Regions from separate parts of the Homo sapiens genome. Here region 1 is linked to region 2. A link is an interaction called in ENCODE POLR2A ChIA-PET data of the cell type or tissue named here. Cell type or tissue: CD4-positive, alpha-beta T cell. All regions are shown on one strand. Each heading gives the region's core, and the rest is flanking DNA. Links, peaks and the distances in the headings are about the cores only.

What was found. Peaks named below come from ENCODE experiments on the same cell type or tissue, not always from the same donor. Only the 100,000 strongest peaks of a DNase experiment are listed, where the experiment ranks them.
Region 1: POLR2A ChIA-PET joins it to region 2 with 5 read pairs; 2 of 35 experiments call an interaction of 5 or more read pairs at or near these places.

The regions. Positions count from the first base shown.
Region 1 is chr6:108,966,950-108,975,481 of GRCh38, forward strand. It overlaps ARMC2 (armadillo repeat containing 2), which reads left to right. Exons shown (of 18, transcript NM_032131.6): 18 at 6,408-7,527. The coding sequence ends at 6,565. Among named protein-coding and RNA genes, the nearest start is that of ARMC2-AS1, 47 kb to the left of the region's middle. In CD4-positive, alpha-beta T cell, for the core only: no CTCF peak of the experiment used is centred there; no DNase peak of the experiment used is centred there.
Region 2 is chr6:109,033,415-109,041,946 of GRCh38, forward strand. All of the region lies in intron 1 of SESN1 (sestrin 1), which reads right to left. It also overlaps a transcript of ARMC2 not described here. Among named protein-coding and RNA genes, the nearest start is that of SESN1, 57 kb to the right of the region's middle. In CD4-positive, alpha-beta T cell, for the core only: a CTCF peak has its summit at 5,424; a DNase peak (open chromatin) is centred at 3,297; H3K27ac peaks cover 473 bases.

The DNA.
Region 1 (8,532 bases), core at 1,549-6,548, 66 kb before region 2:
GAAGCCAGGAAACAAGATACTGCTCAAAGCCTCCCAGAGAGGCAGGCAGGAGCCAGAGTCCCAAGTGACCCCTCAGCCGTGGGCGTCATGAGCTCCGCCCCCTGGGCTCTGCCATTCTGGAGACCCAGCTGTGTTGTGTCTGCTGTTAGGGAAAGAATTCTCTCCCCACTTACTCTCTCTAGGCTCCTTCTAGATCATGGCTTCAGCTACCTCCAGGCTTCCACTTGCTGCCCTCCCTGTGTCTGTCTGTTGCCAGGGCACTTTCCTATGTCACCCACTCCAGGAGAAGATATGATTGGCTCAGTGAGTCACTGTCCTATGGCCCAGGGCTTTCCCGCATAGGCAGCAGCTACCGGGTGACAGGCTATCTGTGGTTTCCTTTGTTACCCAAGCCTGGGGCAATCAGCCATAAATAACAAGGATGGTGGGGCTGCGGGGCCGGGGCCGTGTGGCATAAAGATGGATCAGAAGGAGGTGTGGGCATGGCTGGCTTCTCAGCAGGGGCAGTGTACCTGGAAGGCACTTCATTTTAGTGGGCCCTGCTGCCTGTTACAGTCACCCCTTGGTATCTGGGGGGATTGGTTTCAGGGCCTGCCTCAGATACCAACACAGATGCCCAAGTGCCTGATATAAAATGACATAGAATTGGCATTTCACCTACACACATCTTCCTGCACACGTTAAACCATCTCTAGACTACTTATAATACCTACAGTGTGAACGCTATGTAAATGGTTGTCGTGCTGTGATTTTTATTTGTATTCTTTTTATTGTTGTTGTTTCAAATATTCTGTCTGTGGTTGGTTGAACCTGTGGATACGTGGCCCGTGGATGCGAAGGGCTGACTGCGCTCCATTCCCAACTTTTCCATAGCCTAACTGGGCTTCTGATTGTGCTTCTCCCGCCTCTGTGCCTTTGCACATGTTCTGTTTCATTTCCTGCCTGCCCATCCCAATCTGCCTAGCCAGGTGCAGGCCCTTCCCACGTAGCTTCTCAAGCCCACAGTCGTAGGCTAGTCATAGGAAATCTATACTTCTTATATAGCAATCAGTCATGAATTGTGTAACTTGTCCTGTAATTATCCTGTATTATTATTTTGTGAGTTTTATCTTATTTCCCCTTTGCAACTGAACCACCTTAGGAAAAGGATATTGCCTCATACAAAGAAGGTACTTGATAGCTGCATGTGGATTGGCTAACAATGGTGGTACCTTTGTTTCAATAGTGCTATATCCTTTTAAAAGCATGTTTATTCTATTTTTGAAAGATCTGAGGCCATCAGCTAGGTGACAGATACGGAAAGTAGGTTTTAGGACAGTTAAGTGGCTTGCCTGAAGTCATACTGTAGCAAAGGCAGGAATTCCCATCCGAAAACAAACAACTAGCCTTGTGTTTTCCAGCCGCTCCGTTACCTAGAACACCCTTACTCCACTGCACCTTGTGCAGGGGGACTGTGGCATGGATAACAGCAAATAAACACAGCTCACTCAGGAAGCCAAGCCACTGCAATGCATCCCAGGTTTCTCACGTGAGCTCCTCTTCACGAACCATGGGGACTGTGCCTTGTGGGCTGGGTGGTGGGCTGTGCTGCCTCCTGGCTTTTCTCTTGGCAATGAGCACTCAGACCCTGACTTCTGACCGGGTCGTGGCTGGGTCTGGGCAGTGGGACTGCTGCGAGTGAAATGGGCATGTGGGTGAGAGTATACTTGCATTTCAATTCTTTTACAAAGATAGCTAAAACAAACAAACAAACAAAAACAGGCCATTTTGGAAACAGGATGAGCTGTTGAATTACCAAGGCCTGTGTTGAAGTATGAACACTGTTTTTGCAAATACTGGTATGGCAATTTCTATAGTAATGTAAGTTACCTAACTTTTTCTTGCTGAGTGACTAGAAAAAAAGGAGAAGTAATATACCCTCAACATCGTTGGAATGTTGACAGTCTTTCTGGAAAGTGGCTTTAAAAGAACGTGGTCTGAAACTTCCCATTATACTGCAGTCATGTCTTATGAGCTCATAAGCAGCGTGTTGATGCTGAAGTTCTTAGTGGTGTGCTGAGCACTCCAGACTACCATGAGCCCCTCTGTGGGGAGCTGGCACCTGATGACCATGTGTGTAGTTTATTGTTGCAAATGGGAAGTACACTAGGCTGTTGTATGTTCATCCTAAGTTTTGTGGCAGTGGGCACTTAGGTTTTGTGACAAGGGTAGAGCGGGGCCCCACGTTCAAGTTGGAGGATCACATCAACCTATGTTGAAGAGCTTTCAGGTGCTTCTAGAACATTCGACAACTTTGCCTTATAAGAGAATGGTCAGGGCGATGATAAATCCCTTAAACAGCCATCTGCTGCTGAACAGCTAGCTAGGAAATAGTGTAGTGAGTAAAGGAAGCTTTTATAGATGCTGCAGGACACAAACTTCTAATGATGATTGTGTTGTAATGACCATTGATACATATTTATATTTTAGGGTCTTTTAATTCTTTCTAATACTTTGCCCCAAATTTTAGTATTTGGAAGCATGCTGTGCCTAAAGAAAGCTTAAGAATGATTGGTTACCTAAATAAGCACTTTTCACACTGCAGGTCAGGAAAACAATTTAGTTGGTTGTGACCAGCATCTTTAAAAAATGAAGTAGCAAAGAAAGAAAATATCAGAATGTATTATATTTAGTAAAGACAAGTATTATAATGTGAAACATTTGTTTATTCATATATAAGTAGGTATATGTATACAGAGTCATGATGCAAAATACTGTGAAGCACAGTTTCTAACTTATGATGATTCAAATCTTAAAAAGAATTAATCAAAGGCTGAGTGCAATGGCTCATGCCTGTAATCCCAGCACTTTGGGAGGACGAGGTGGGAGAATCACTTGAGGCTAGGAGTTTGAGACCAGCTTGGGCAACGTAGTGAGACCCATCTCTACTAAAAGTGAAAAAATTAGCTGGGTGTGTGTGTTTTGTAGTCTTAGCCACTCAGGAAACTGAGGTGGGAGAATCACTTGAGCCCAGGAATTCAAGGCTACAGTGAGCTATGATTGCACCACTGCATTCCAGCCTGGGTGACAGAATGAGACTCTGTCTCTTAAAAAAAAAAATTGAATCATAGATCTAAATTTTTACTCAATCAGCCTCTGCTACTCTTTGCAGTACAAGTTCCAAAATTTAATACCCCATGTGATATGGCACTTTTAATGTATGTTGCTGTGTTTACTTTGAAACTTTAGACCTCATTTCTCTTACCTGTAGCTGTTTGGCTATTCTTGTTATCTTGTCTAACCCAATTTAGAATTAATATGGTTTGAGGGTGGATTAACTATAGGCTGGGCCTCAAGACAAGTAACATGGTCTTGACATTAGATTTTAAAAAGCCACTCACCCAACAGAGATTTTGCTAAAACCACTAAATCTAACCAAAGCCCTAGGAGAAAGAAGGGACTATGACATGCCCAGGCCACACTGCTCAGCCGCCAGCAGCTTGGGAAAGAAGGGCTTCTGCAACAGAATGCATTTTCTTTCTTTCTTTTCTTTTTCTTCTCTTTTCTTTTTTTTTTTTTTTTTTTTTGAGACAGAGTCTCTCACTGTCGCCCAGGCTGGAGTGCAATGGCACGATCATGGCTCACTGCACTCTCTGCCTCCTGGGTTCAAGTGATTCTCCTGCCTCAGCCTCCCAAGTAGCTGGGACTACAGGAGCCCGCCACATGCCTGGCTAATTTTTTGTATTTTTAGTAGAGATGGGGTTTCATCATGTTGGCCAGGTTGATCTTGAACTCCTGACCTCAGGTGATCCACCTGCCTCAGCCTCCCAAAGTGATGGGATTATAGGCGTGAGCCACCGTACCCAGAATTTATTTTCTATACAACAGAATTCATTTTCTATACAACAGAATTTTATTTTTATACAGCAGAATTCACTTTTCAACAAAATTTAATGTTCAGAAAATCTGGAAAACAGTGAGCAGGAAGATGGCCTAGAAATGTGAAATCACTGGCTGGGCGCTGTGGCTCACACCTGTAATCCCAGCACTTTGGGAGGCCAAGGTGGGTGGATCACCTGAGGTCAGGAGTTCGAGACCAGCCTGGGCAACATGGCAAAACCCCATCTCTACTAAAAACACAAAAAATTAGCCTGGTCTGGTGGCACATGCCTGTAGTCCCAGCTACTTGGGAGGCTGAGGCACAAGGATCACTTGAATCTGGGACATGAAGGTTGCAGTGAGCCGAGATCACACCATTGCACTCCAGAGTAGACTCTGTCTCGAAAAAACGGAATGAAATCTGAATCACTGAGACTACCTGACTCTTTTTGTCTGGAAGTAGCCAAACAGGAAGAGCTCTGAACGCACCACATATCACCTGCATTCTCCTCCCCTCAGGGCCCAGTTATCTCATGGGTGGGGAGATCCAGGTTTGCTTACAGGGTCTCCATGGAGCTCCTTGCCGAAGTGTTTGTGTCTGCCTGGAGCTTATCTCAGAACTGCATAGTTGACCACTTGGTTGTGATGAGAGGAAGGTACAAACTGGGATTCCAGACTCCCTTATCTTATTTTGGGTGGTGACACTAACACCCATAGTGCCAAAGTACACAGTGAATGTACACAAATATTCAGTGTAGAAAATCTGATATCAACAGAGTCATGAAGCATTTTGTAATAGGATTTTCATTGGCCCTTAAAAAAAAAGTATCGGCAGCTGGGTGCAGTGGCTCACGCCTGTAACCTAGCACTTTGGGAGGCCAAGGCAGGCGGATCACTTGAGGTCAGGAGTTGGAGACCAGCCGGGCCAACATGGTAAAACTCTGTCTCTACTAAAAAGAAAAAATTAGCTGGGTGTGGTGGCACATGCCTGTAATCCCAGCTGCTCAGGAGGCTGAGGCAGAGGAATTGCTTGAACCCGGGAGGCAGAGGTTGCAGTGAGCCGAGACTGCGCCACTGCACTCCAGCCTGGGTGACACAGCGAGAGTCCATCTCAAAAAAAAAAAAAAAAAAGTGTTGGCAATTTAAGTAACAACATCTGTGGTTGTTTTAGGATTTAGTGGTTACCATTTTAGAAGTTGGCCTCATGTCACAAATGTAGGAAGTGGCAGAGCTAATCTGATTGGCAGGTCAGTGCACTTTTCTGAAGTCTGTCACACAGAGTGTGAGGCTCAACATCAACATGTAAAATTGCTGTGGCAATCAGCACAGAAACCTCAGTGGTCATTTATCTTCCTACTTGGATTGAATATATTTATGGTCATTTATCTTCCTACCTGGATTGAATATATTTATGGTGTTCCCAGAATTCCTTGGATTAAGAATTGAAGTTGTACTTTTGCATTTTATTCTTACAAGTTCTTTTCTGCATTATCCATGGGCTCACTTGGGATTCTAATACTCCTTGGGATTCCCAAGGTCTCTCAGTTTTCAGTTATGGAGAGAGTTTGGGGGTGGAAAGTTGTCTTTCCAAAGTACTACTTCCCTGCTGCTTTGAAGCCAGCAAAGTTCTGATTTTCAGTAAAGTTTAAAGTGTCAAATTTAACTGAGCTATTTTCCTAAAAGATTTCCTGATTCCTTTTATACCTAACCTTTGAAGTAATTAATTTTTCTATGTACACATAAGGAAGTAACATATTAATACGTTGTTTATTCTGAGAAATTGTGATCTGACTTTTAGATACAAACTTACATATAAAAAACTAAGGAATTAGTTGAAATAAGGGTTCAGTTCAATTTTGGATTTTTTATTTTTTGAGACAGGGTCTCTCTGTGTCTCTTAGGCTGGATGGCGGTGGCATGATCGTGCCCCACTGCAGCCTCAATGTCCCGTGCTCAAGTGATTCTCCTGACCTCAGCCTCTCGAGTAACTGGGACCACAGGCACATGCCCCCATGCCCAGATAATCTTCTGATTTTTTTTTTTTTTTCTGAGCTGTCACTGTGTTGCCCAAGCTAATCTTGAACTCTGGGGCTCAAGCAATTCTCCTACCTCAGGCTCCCAATGTGTTGGCATTACAGGTATGAGCCACCACAACTGGCCAGACTTTTTTTGAAAAAAATATTGCCCATTTAAATTAAGATACCAAAATAGACTAATTGTAAACTAATGGGCTTGGCGAGGTAGCGCACACCTGCAATCCCAGCACTTTGGCACTTGGGGAGGCCAAGGTGGGAGGATTGCTTGAGGTCAGGAGTTGGAGACCAGTCTGGGTAATACATGGAGACCCTGCCTCTCCAAATAAAATAAAATAAAATGATGTATTCATAAAGAACAGAAGAGAGTAAAGAACTTCTCTGAAATCCTGTCTTGTGTTACGTTGGTATTAAAGGACGACCCAGGGTGAGTTTAACTCATATCATCAAAATTAAACTATATTCAATAGGATTACATTTCTAAATAATGCTGTAATTTAAATTTTTCTAATACAGATGAAGAACTAGCACTGGATGGCAGTTTTGATCCAGACCTAAAAAACTATCACAAACTCCATTGGGAAACAGAATTCAAACCTGTGGCACAGCAGCTTCTAAACCGAATTCAGAGACATCACACCTTCCTGGAACCCCTGCCCATTCCCTCTTTCTAACATGATGCAGATTAACAGTAGAAACGAGAACTCACGTCTCCCTCATTCTTAAGAACTGGTAACAAACGTGAACATTTTTTTCAGCATTAACAAATGTGGAAAGTTTTTCAAGAACTGGTTTTAGTGAGTAGCTGAAGTATTTTTTAAAATTAAGCATTTCTTCTTGTTAGGTATTATGGAAAAATGAATATACACATTATATTTCCTGTTGAGAGAAATGTAAGATGAAAATATGTGCATTTTCAAGTAAATGACTTTTTCTTCTATTCTCTATTAAACAATTTAGTTCTAGTCTTAAAATCTTGATTTAACAATTTTGGAATTGAAGTGTTCATAAGTTAAATGAACTGTGCAATGAAGGCTGTTAGATTATATAGAAAGAAGGGTAGGCAACATGAGTGGAACACGTTACAACATAGGATCTGTACTAATTCTTACTATGTCAAATAATAAATGCTCTCATTAGGTACCAGTATTTTTTTGGTCTTTATATTAAGAGAAGGAGTAAGCAGAAAAACTTAAAGAAAACTGCTTTGGGCCATCTGTTCTTTATTAAATAAGTAAAATAGATAAAATGAGAGTATATTTTCATTTGAAATAAAATGACTGGACTAAGACAGTCCTTCTAATTGTAACTCTCTGTGTTTGACAGGTGAGGTAATGTATTAGAAAGAATGCAGGCTTAGGTGAATGGTATACCTGAATCTGAATCCATGCTCTCCCCTGCTAGCTTTGTGGGCCTGGAGCAAGTAACTTAATTTCTTGAGCTGCAACTGCAAAATGGGAATCATATCAATTTTACTGTAGTGTAGTTTGGAACAAACCATTAAATGGGCAAATGGCCCAGTCCAGTGTATCATGTGGAGTGGGTGTTCAAGAACATTATGATGGCAAGCACTTTCTTAGCTTGCCATCCTTTGTAGGATGAGTTTGGCCTTTGAATAAATGATTAAAGAGCAAAAGATTGAGATTACTATTATTATCCTATACTAGCCAAATGAAGATGAGTTGGAAATAAAAATAAATTTGCTGGCTCACACCTGTAATTCAGTACTTTAGAAGGCGGAGTGGGGAGGATCCCATGAGGCTAGGATTTCAAGACCAGCCTGGGCAACAAAGTGAGACCTCATCTCAACAACAAAAAGCAAATTTACTACTCTGCTTGGAGAAAAGCTTTTATAAACAGCTCATTTCTCACCCTACAAAACACCAAGACTCATGGGATGAGAGCAGGCATCCCAGACTGAATGGGGTTCTTGAAGCCTATTAGAATAAACCAGCTGGGCATGGTGGCTCACACCTGTAATCCCAACACTCTGGGAGGCCGAGGCGGGCATATCACCTGAGGTCGTGAGTTCGAGACCAGTTTGGCCAACATGGTGAAACCCCATCTCTACTAAAAATACAAAAATTAGTCTGGCATGGTTGCACATGCCTGTAATCTCAGCTACTCGCGAGGCTGAGGCACGAGAATCTTTCTCTCTCTCTTTTTTTTTTTCTTAATTATTATACTTTAAGTTCTGGGGTACATATGCAGAATGTGGAGGTTTGTTACATGGGTATACATGTGCCGTAGTGGTTTGTTGCACCCATAACCCATCATCTACATTAGGTATTTCTTCTAATGCTGTCCCTCCCCTAGCCCCCAACCCCCTGATGGACCCCAGTGTGTGATGTTCCCCTCTGTGTGTCCATGTGTTCTTATTGTTCAGCTCCCACTTATGAATGAGAACATGTGGTGTTTGGTTTTCTGTTCCTGTGTTAGTTTGTTGAGAATGATGGTTTCCAAATTCATCCATGTCCCTGCAAAGGACATGAACTCATCCTGATTTATGGCTTCATAGTATTCCATGGTATATATGTGCCAAATTTTCTTTATCCAGTCTATCATTGATGGGCATTTGGGTTGATTCCAAGTCTTTGCTATTGTGAACAGTGCTGCAATAAACATACATGTGCATGTGTCT
Region 2 (8,532 bases), core at 1,399-6,398:
TGTCAGAGGTGGTTTTGATGGAGATGCTTATCAATAGGATGATAAGGTTATTTTCATTTATAACCTGTTCACTTCTGGACAGGATGCCTCCAGCTGTTTTTATTCCATAATGTCCCTCTGCAATTATCTTCAGAGCTTAAGGTAGCACAATTAATTAGAATGAATCTGAACTTTGTAAAAATGAGATCTAGATTGCAACCCCAGCACATTATTTTATCTCCTCATGCCTTAGATTTTCATTTGTAAAATGGGAGGGGCCATAATTCATAGGACAGTTCTAAGAGCAAAATTTGATAATATGAAAACTGCTAGAAACAGGCAAGTTACTGTATGACAGTGCCAAAATGCTGGATTCAGGTTGCCATCTGGACAGAAGAAATATTTATAATAAATTAAGAACAAGCTTTTAGTTAACAGTGCCTCTCATAATTGATTCCAGCCATGTTTCTGTTAGTGATAAGATGACAATCAGATGGACTTAAGCATTCGTAAAGAAGCGGAGGCAAGGCTCAAAGCATCAGCATTAGAGTCTAACAACCTGGGTTACAAGGATAAATTAAATCTCTCTTAGCCTCAATGTCCTCACCCACACAATGGACATGATAACATAGCAGTCTTAGAGAGCCACAGGATTACATGAAATCATGCACAGTGAGTGGTTAATACTAAGTGGTCAGTAAATATTAGTTGTGGGACCTACCTAGTAAGAGCTACAGTACATTGAACCAACTGTCCTGTCTTACTTGGAATATAAATTAATTACTTAGCACAGCATTTTTTAAACACCCATGACTTTACTCCTCCTCTTTGTGTTTTGGACTTGAATAATATGTATTTGAGATAAAAATTATTAGGTATTGATGTATTTTTTAAAATTTGGTATTTGTAATGGTATAATTACTTCTCTCAATTACAACATTTACTAAGTATCTGTAAATAATTTAGTGTTAAGTACAATCTACCCTCACTGATTTTACATATTATAGAATCTATATTTTAAATACAATATTGAATATTATCTCTTATTTATCAATTCTTTGAGTATCTTTCATTATTGATATATTTTCAAGAAAATTTACTGATCAGCATCGTAGAAATGTGTAGTTTCCCTAGCATCTATTCTCTCCTTCTTCTGTGGTTAATACAAGCTCAAATCTTTAGCTGGGCACATTGCCACTGAGAATGAAGACCATATTATCCAGCTTTCCTTGAAGCTGGGTGTGACCAAGTTACTAAGCTCTGGCCAGTGAGATACAAAAGGGAATGGGAGTGTGCATAGTGAATGTCACTAAAGTGAGAAAGCATATGCTTATTCTCCCAGTAAATTCTTCGTCTGTCTGAAATGTGGATGTGATGGCCAGAGCTGGAGCTGTCTTAGAGACAGAAGCCACATCTTGATGCTGTTGGAACAACAGAGAAGGGATTTGAGTTCCTGATGATTATATGGAGCTGCTAAACCAGTCCTGCATTGCCTTTATTTACAAGGAAGAAAAATAAACTTTCCTGTTTAAGAACTTTTATATCAGGGTTTCTGTCACTGGAAGCCTAATCTCATCCTAAATAATACAGAGAAAGTGAAATCTGAATTTCAATTTCACTTATTTTCTTAATAGGTTTTTTCCTCAACTTATGGTGAGAAAGAAGAGATAATGTTAAGGGAGAGAAAAGGGGCAAGAGGATTCATTCAGCTGCCCCACCACTGCTATAGTTCACATCATATTCCTAACCTGTCTTTTACCCCCAACCACTCTAGGGTCCATTTTGCTTTTCATCCTAGAAGTTCAACTCCAAAAAAGAACTGACCCCAAAACAGCATTCATTTGTTCATTACTCAACAAATGCCTGCTGAGCATCTAGTGTGTGTTAGATGCTGAATAAAACAGACCCCTAACTTCAGAGAGCTAAGTCAGGTATTTTAAGAAATGTACATTAAATTTTCCTCTGTTAATTTGTACACTACACCTCTGTGGTCCCAAATTTTCTTATAGGATTGAAGTAAAAGACTGAGTATAAAAGGTCGGGAGAAAGCTGACATATGGAGTAGGTAGGAAGAACCTTAGTACTGGAAATATAGGAAATAAGGTGTTCAGGACTCTTGGGGACAAAGGCAAAGATGTGACTACCCGGCAGAGGGAAAAAAAAAAAGGAAAAGGAAAAGAACACAGTCACTGACTCTTACTGGGCTTCATGTAGCCTTAGAACCTCTGTCACTTTTTTTGAGAAGGGGTCTCACTCTGTTGCCCAGGCTCAGTCATAATGCACTGCTGCCTCAAATTCCTGGGCTTAAGTGATCCTCCCACCTTAGCCTCCCCAGTAGCTGGGACTACAGGTGCATGCCACCACACCCAGCTAATTTATTTCTATTTTTATTTTTGTAGAGATGGAGTCTTGCTATGTTACTTAGGCTGGTCTCAAACTCCTGGCCTCAAGTGATCCTCCTGCCTCAGCCTCCTGAAGTGCTGGGATTACAGACGTGACCACTGCACCACTATCACATATTAATGATTAATAGGGACAAGCTCATTACTAAACTTCTGTAACTCCCAGAGCATAGTAATTGCCCTCCTTATTGTATCTGCCCTTTGTATTATTAAAATCAAAGACTTTCAGAAACCCTCAAGACTCCCCACCATTCTTTTCCAATTCTAGGCCCCATTCAGAATTTCCACCCTCTTCTAGCCTCTTATTAGGACCTTTTCCTACCAAGGTACACTTAGGAAAGAGAGGAGTCATCAGAATGGGGAGGGAGGGAGTGTTGTTGGAATTCTCAGTTAAAATTTAGTTTTTTTCATAGAAACATTGCTAAAATAGAATCTAAATGTCATTACTGCTTCCAGCTTTATAGTTCAGCAAACCTATGCAGTTAAAATCAGCTTTTGTGGGTTGGCTTTACGATTTGTCTGAGTGAAAAAGTAAGTTCAGAGTTTCAAATAATTAATATGAATTTTAACTTTAGACTGTAGTCCTTTTGTGAGGAATGGAAAGCTTAACCATCATTCTTTGCCTAATAAAAGATGGCATGGCACTAATATTGTTACACACTTGGCTCCAGGAGAATGAAAAAGAAACAAACCAGTTTCTGATGCTGGGATCTAGTGTTTTTTGTTTGTTTTTATCTGAGGTTTGAGGGAAAGTGTATTTATCAAATACTACTAAACCAGCTTAACTGTGACAAGTAGTTCTTAATACACTATAATATGATATGATAAAAAAAATTTTTTTTAGGTTGTGGTTTTTAACACTTCACAAGTAGTTTCTTTTCCTGTTAACTTTCAGACAACTCTGCTTAAGCCTAAGCTAAATACCTGGAGGAAGTGCTACCACAATTTTAGCTTTCTTGTTTCCAGTGGCGCTATTATTCTCACCTGTTCCCCATTAGTAGAGTATCATATGTTCACTTACAGCTCTCTTTCTAGCCTAATAAAAATGCTCTTAAAATAATTACAGTAAAATAATAAAACAGTCGTAAATCTGAGAGAGACAAATAGGCATACTGCCCCATCAGTACTAACAAAAAGGTTTACAGATGTTTAAAAACTTTCTTTGGCTTTGGTTCAGCACCTCAGTTAGGAAACTTACCGATCAAGGTCCCTTGTCTTTTTCTACAGGGCCCCCGCCCATAATGTGCTGCCAAAATATAGCTGTTATATTCCTGATACAGCATAAAAAGGCATGAAAACTTTCTAAGTAGTAAAGACAATCTTTCCCTCCCCAATGGGCCATAAGTCCAGAAAAACAAGTTACCTCACTTATGAACCACGCTATTTAAGACTCTGTGATGCAACAATATTGCACTACTATTTTCTATTAAAATGTACTTTTCAAATCAAAATCTTAGCTAAAATGTCCATTAAGGTTATAAAAATTTTGTTTTTTCTCTTATCCTTTTAAATTGGAATTTAGGGCACAGAAAAGAAGTATGTTTTTATTTCACCTAGGAAACATTATTAGGCCGTAGAAACCATAACACTCCACTAATTAGTATCTTTGCAGAGCAATAATTAAAGCAACCTTAATTCACGGGGATGATTCTGAAATACACCAAGATGTTAAAATTCCCTCCATTACACAATGCAATTATTAATATATTCAGCATCTAGTCCAATGTGATGTAATAATTACAGAATTTCAGAGCTAAAACAATTATAAGTTGGGTGAAGCTAGAATAGATTTGGAGCATCTAAGTATTAATACTTTAATTCTATAGATGAAGAAATTGAGAACCAGAGGCAAAATATATGGTTTTAATGTTGAAATATTTATCATATTATAGTTTTTAGAAACTTGGACAATCATCAATAAAATCAAGGCTGGCCTTATGATTTACTAGAGTATATGGCTGCTTGCTTGGTATAATTTCAGAAGCGCTATTATAAAAAAAAAAGGCATAGAAACTTGTCACCCAGATTCTTCCTCAGAGATAAAAATAGTAAAATGATACCTAGTCATCTTCCATTTACATATTTAGTTGATGTTCAACGATGCCTATAATTCTATAAGCTGACTAATTCCATTATCTTTTGTTAAAATGCAAGTACCCTGAAAAATAGAAAAATCATTAAGCAATATAATGGATTCAAACCTTAGGTAGGCATTTAAGGTCAAAATCATGTCTATATGAGTATTCTTGAAAATCTCTTCTGGAAGGTTCCATGCTAGAGACTGACAGCCCACTTCTTAACTAAGGCCAAAGTAGACATTTTGTCCTGCAGCATTAGAACAGATGACTTTATTTTCTAGCACTAGTTGGAGTCACTGGCTTGTATTTAGGGGCTTTGTATAAAAAAGCACAAGCCAGCTGGGCACAGTGGCTCACGCCTATAATCCCAGCACTTTGAGAGACCAAGGTGGGCAGATCACTTGAGGTCAGGATTTCAAGACCAGCCTGGCCAACATAGTGAAACCTCGTCTCTACTAAAAATACAAAATTAGCTAGGTGTGGTGGTACATGCCTATAGTCCCAGCTACTTGGGAGGCTCAGGCAGGAGAATTGCTTGAACCTGGTTGTCAGAGGCTGCAGTGAGCTGAGCTGAGATCGTGCCACTGCACTCCAGCCTGGGTAAGACAAAGCCAAGACTTGTCTCAAAAAACAAAAAACAACACAAGTCTTTAGCACCTGAATTACCTACAGCACAATGAGATGTTGACTCTAAGAGAAGCAAGCAGGAATTCAAGACCAAAGGGAATACAACACATTTCTGTTTCTCATTTCACACCCACTTAGGGGCATATGCTCTGAGTGGGATGTGGGACAGAATTGCCTATGCAATTTATATTTAAAATATTTTCTGCCCTACCTTAAGAAATTTTTAATAAGCAAGAATAGTTAAATTTGCATAAGTTAAGTGTATGAATGAGGTAACTCCATTGTAGGGATCAGCTACTTCCCTAAGAGCAGATTCTGACGGCAATTGGGGCAGAAAGAAAGGAAAAAGAAGAGCAAGAGGAGGAGGAAGAAGAAATGAAGAGGAAAAGAAGAAGGAAGGAGAAAAAAGGAAGGAGGAGGAGGAGGAGAAGAAAAGAGAAGAAGAAAAGAAGGGAGAAGGGAGAAGAAGGAAAAGAAAAAGAAGAAGGAGGAGGAGGAGAAAAGAAGAAAGAGAAAGAAAGAAAAAGAGAAAGAAAGAAGAAGGAGGGAGAAGGAGAACAAGAAGGAGGAAGAAAGGAGGGAGGAAAAGGAGAAGGAGGGAGGAGAAGGAGAAGGAAGGAGGAGAAGGAGAAAGAAAGAAGAGGAGAAGGAAGGAGGAGGAGGAGAAGAAAGAAGAAGAAGAAAGAAGAGGCTCTGTGCCTGAGGGCAAGGAAGGGATACTATAGAGGGTAGGGAAGACCATGACCAAAGATAAATTTTGCCTACTTCACAAATTTGTATGGAATATAAATTGTATATACTGCATAAATCATTTAAGTCATAATAGCTTATTAATCATACCATCTTACATTCTCAAACATGATTAACTGAGAATTTTCTGTAATTTCCCTTCACTTTTACAAACAGTAACTATTAATGTCAAAGTATCATCATTGTATTTCACGATTTTCAGTTCAAGATGAGGTCCAATTTAAGACAACTTGGAGGCAAGAACATCAAATCTGCAAATCACAGAGCTGTCTGGTGACTTTTCTTACTGAGTACTGCCAGCAAGCACTGGCTATCTTTATCTTGATAAGCACTACTAAAACATCTCAAGTGGAGGGGTCATAGTCCCATCACTGGGATTAAAAACCAAAATATATAGATGATTTACATTTGTAGATTCTAAACTTGCTAACCCAAATGGCGAAATGAGTTACTAGAAACGAGAACCAGTATTTTCATAAACTACAAAGTTTCTAGTAAAAGTTATTTTAGCTACCAATTCAGTTTTTTAAGAACCTTGTTGATCTTTCTATTGTCTTAACTAGAGTCTTGTTCATATAGAAAATAAGTTAGTGAAGTGAATTATTGTGGCTTCAACTCTGAAAAGGAAGCAGGATGGGAGAGAGGAGAAAGCACAGTCAAGGGGGATTATTTCATGGCCACAGACTGCATCACAGCTGTGGCTGGGATTTCACAAATGTGTATGTACCAACAGTCAAATGAAGGACTGTGAGAGAATGTGTATGGCTGAGCTCACTTAGGAACCACGACTGGGAAAACAATTACCTGGAAAGAGATGGCCTACTGATACCAAGTACAGTATTATCTTTAGCGTAAAAACTTCAGTCATGAGATAAGAGATTATTATTTGAATTGCTAGTCTTCAACTACAGAACTAATAAAAGTTAAGCAACAACTACCCCCACCACAACCCCCAACTCTCCCTTCTTTCACAAGAGAAATAATCTAGTTTGGCAAGTCTCCTCTCCTTTATATGACATTCCTTTTTATTATATTTAAATACACCTTTTTGAACAAATTATGCAGAAAAGTATTACGACTGAGGATTTTTTAGGGGGAGTAATAATAAATTACTGGGGTTGAAGAAGGATTAAAAGGTTTCATTTATTGTTTTGGACTTCTGATTTCTCTGTCAATTTAGTTGTTAAATGTGGGAAAGTTACTAAGAATTTATCATTTTAGTTGTGCCATTCTCATTCCTTGTGTACATACTTGTCCAAGGACTCTTAGGGTAACGCCAGCAAATTACATCAGGTGTCCCACTACAATGATTAAATTAAAACAGGAATTCTTGGTGTCGCTTCCCTGAATTTAACTTCTTGAAAACAAATGAACTGTTAAACATATATGTGACAAACTAGCATAATCTTTTTTTTTTTTTTTGAGACAGTCTCGCTCTGTCGCCCAGGCTGGAGTGCAGTGGCGCAATCTCATCTCACTGCAAGCTCTGCCTCCTGGGTTCAAGCGATTCTCCCGCCTCAGCCTCCTGAGTAGCTGGAACTACAGGTGCACGCGACCACGCCCAGCTAATTTTTTGTATTTTTAGTAGAGACGGGGTTTCACCGTGTTAGCCAGGATGGTCTCAATCTCCTGACCTCGTGATCTGCCCGCCTCAGCCTCCCAAAGTGCTGGGATTACAGGCGTGAGCCACCGCACCTGGCCCAAACTAGCATAAATTTTTAAAATAACATACCCTCAATTTACAGAGTGTGCATCATTTCAAATTGCAGGCCAGGCACAGTGGCTCATGCCCATAATCCCAGCACTTTGGGAAGCTGAGGAAGGAGATTAGCATGAGCCCAGGAGTTTGAGATCAGCCTGGGCAACATAGTGGGACCCTGTTTCTATTAAAAAAAAAAAAAACAAACCAAAACTAGCCAGGCATTGTGGCATGCACCTATAGTCCCAGCTACTTGGGGGGCTTAGGCAGGAGGATTGTTTGAACACAGAAGGTTAAGGCTGCAGTGAGTTGTGATTGTGCCAGTCTGGGTGGCAGAGTGAGACTCTGTCTCAAAAACTAAATAAATAATAATTTAAAAAAATAAAATAAAATTGCAACATAAAAATAGCAGATGACCTTTTGCTATTTCTCATCTCCAACAACTCAGTAAATCTACCAAACATACTTGTACAAGTACTTACGCCACTAACAAGTAACTATTAAGCCAAAGGAGGGATTTTGAGGACAATGAAAAAGCGGTAGAAGTTATTTACCATAATTGTTGTTTTACTACATTTTTTGAAAAAGCAGGAATTTTTATATTAATACCAAATAAAGTAGACTTCAGAGCAAAGAAAATTACCAGAGACAAGGAGGGACATTATATATCATGATAAAAAGTTAAACCCACCAAGAATATATAGCAATACCCAAATGTACATCCACCAAACAGAGCTGTAAAATATATGAAGGAAAACCTGGTAGTACGGAAAGGAGAAATAAACAAATCCATAATTATAGCAGGAGACTTCAACATTCCTCTCTCAACAATTGCTAGAACAACTAGACAGAAAATCAGCAAAAATGTAGAGGAACTCAACAATATTATAAACCAACAGGATGTAATCAACATTTATAAAATACTCTACCTAATAAGAAAATACATAGCCTTTTAGCATGCTCAGGGAATATATACCAAAACAGAATACATCATGGC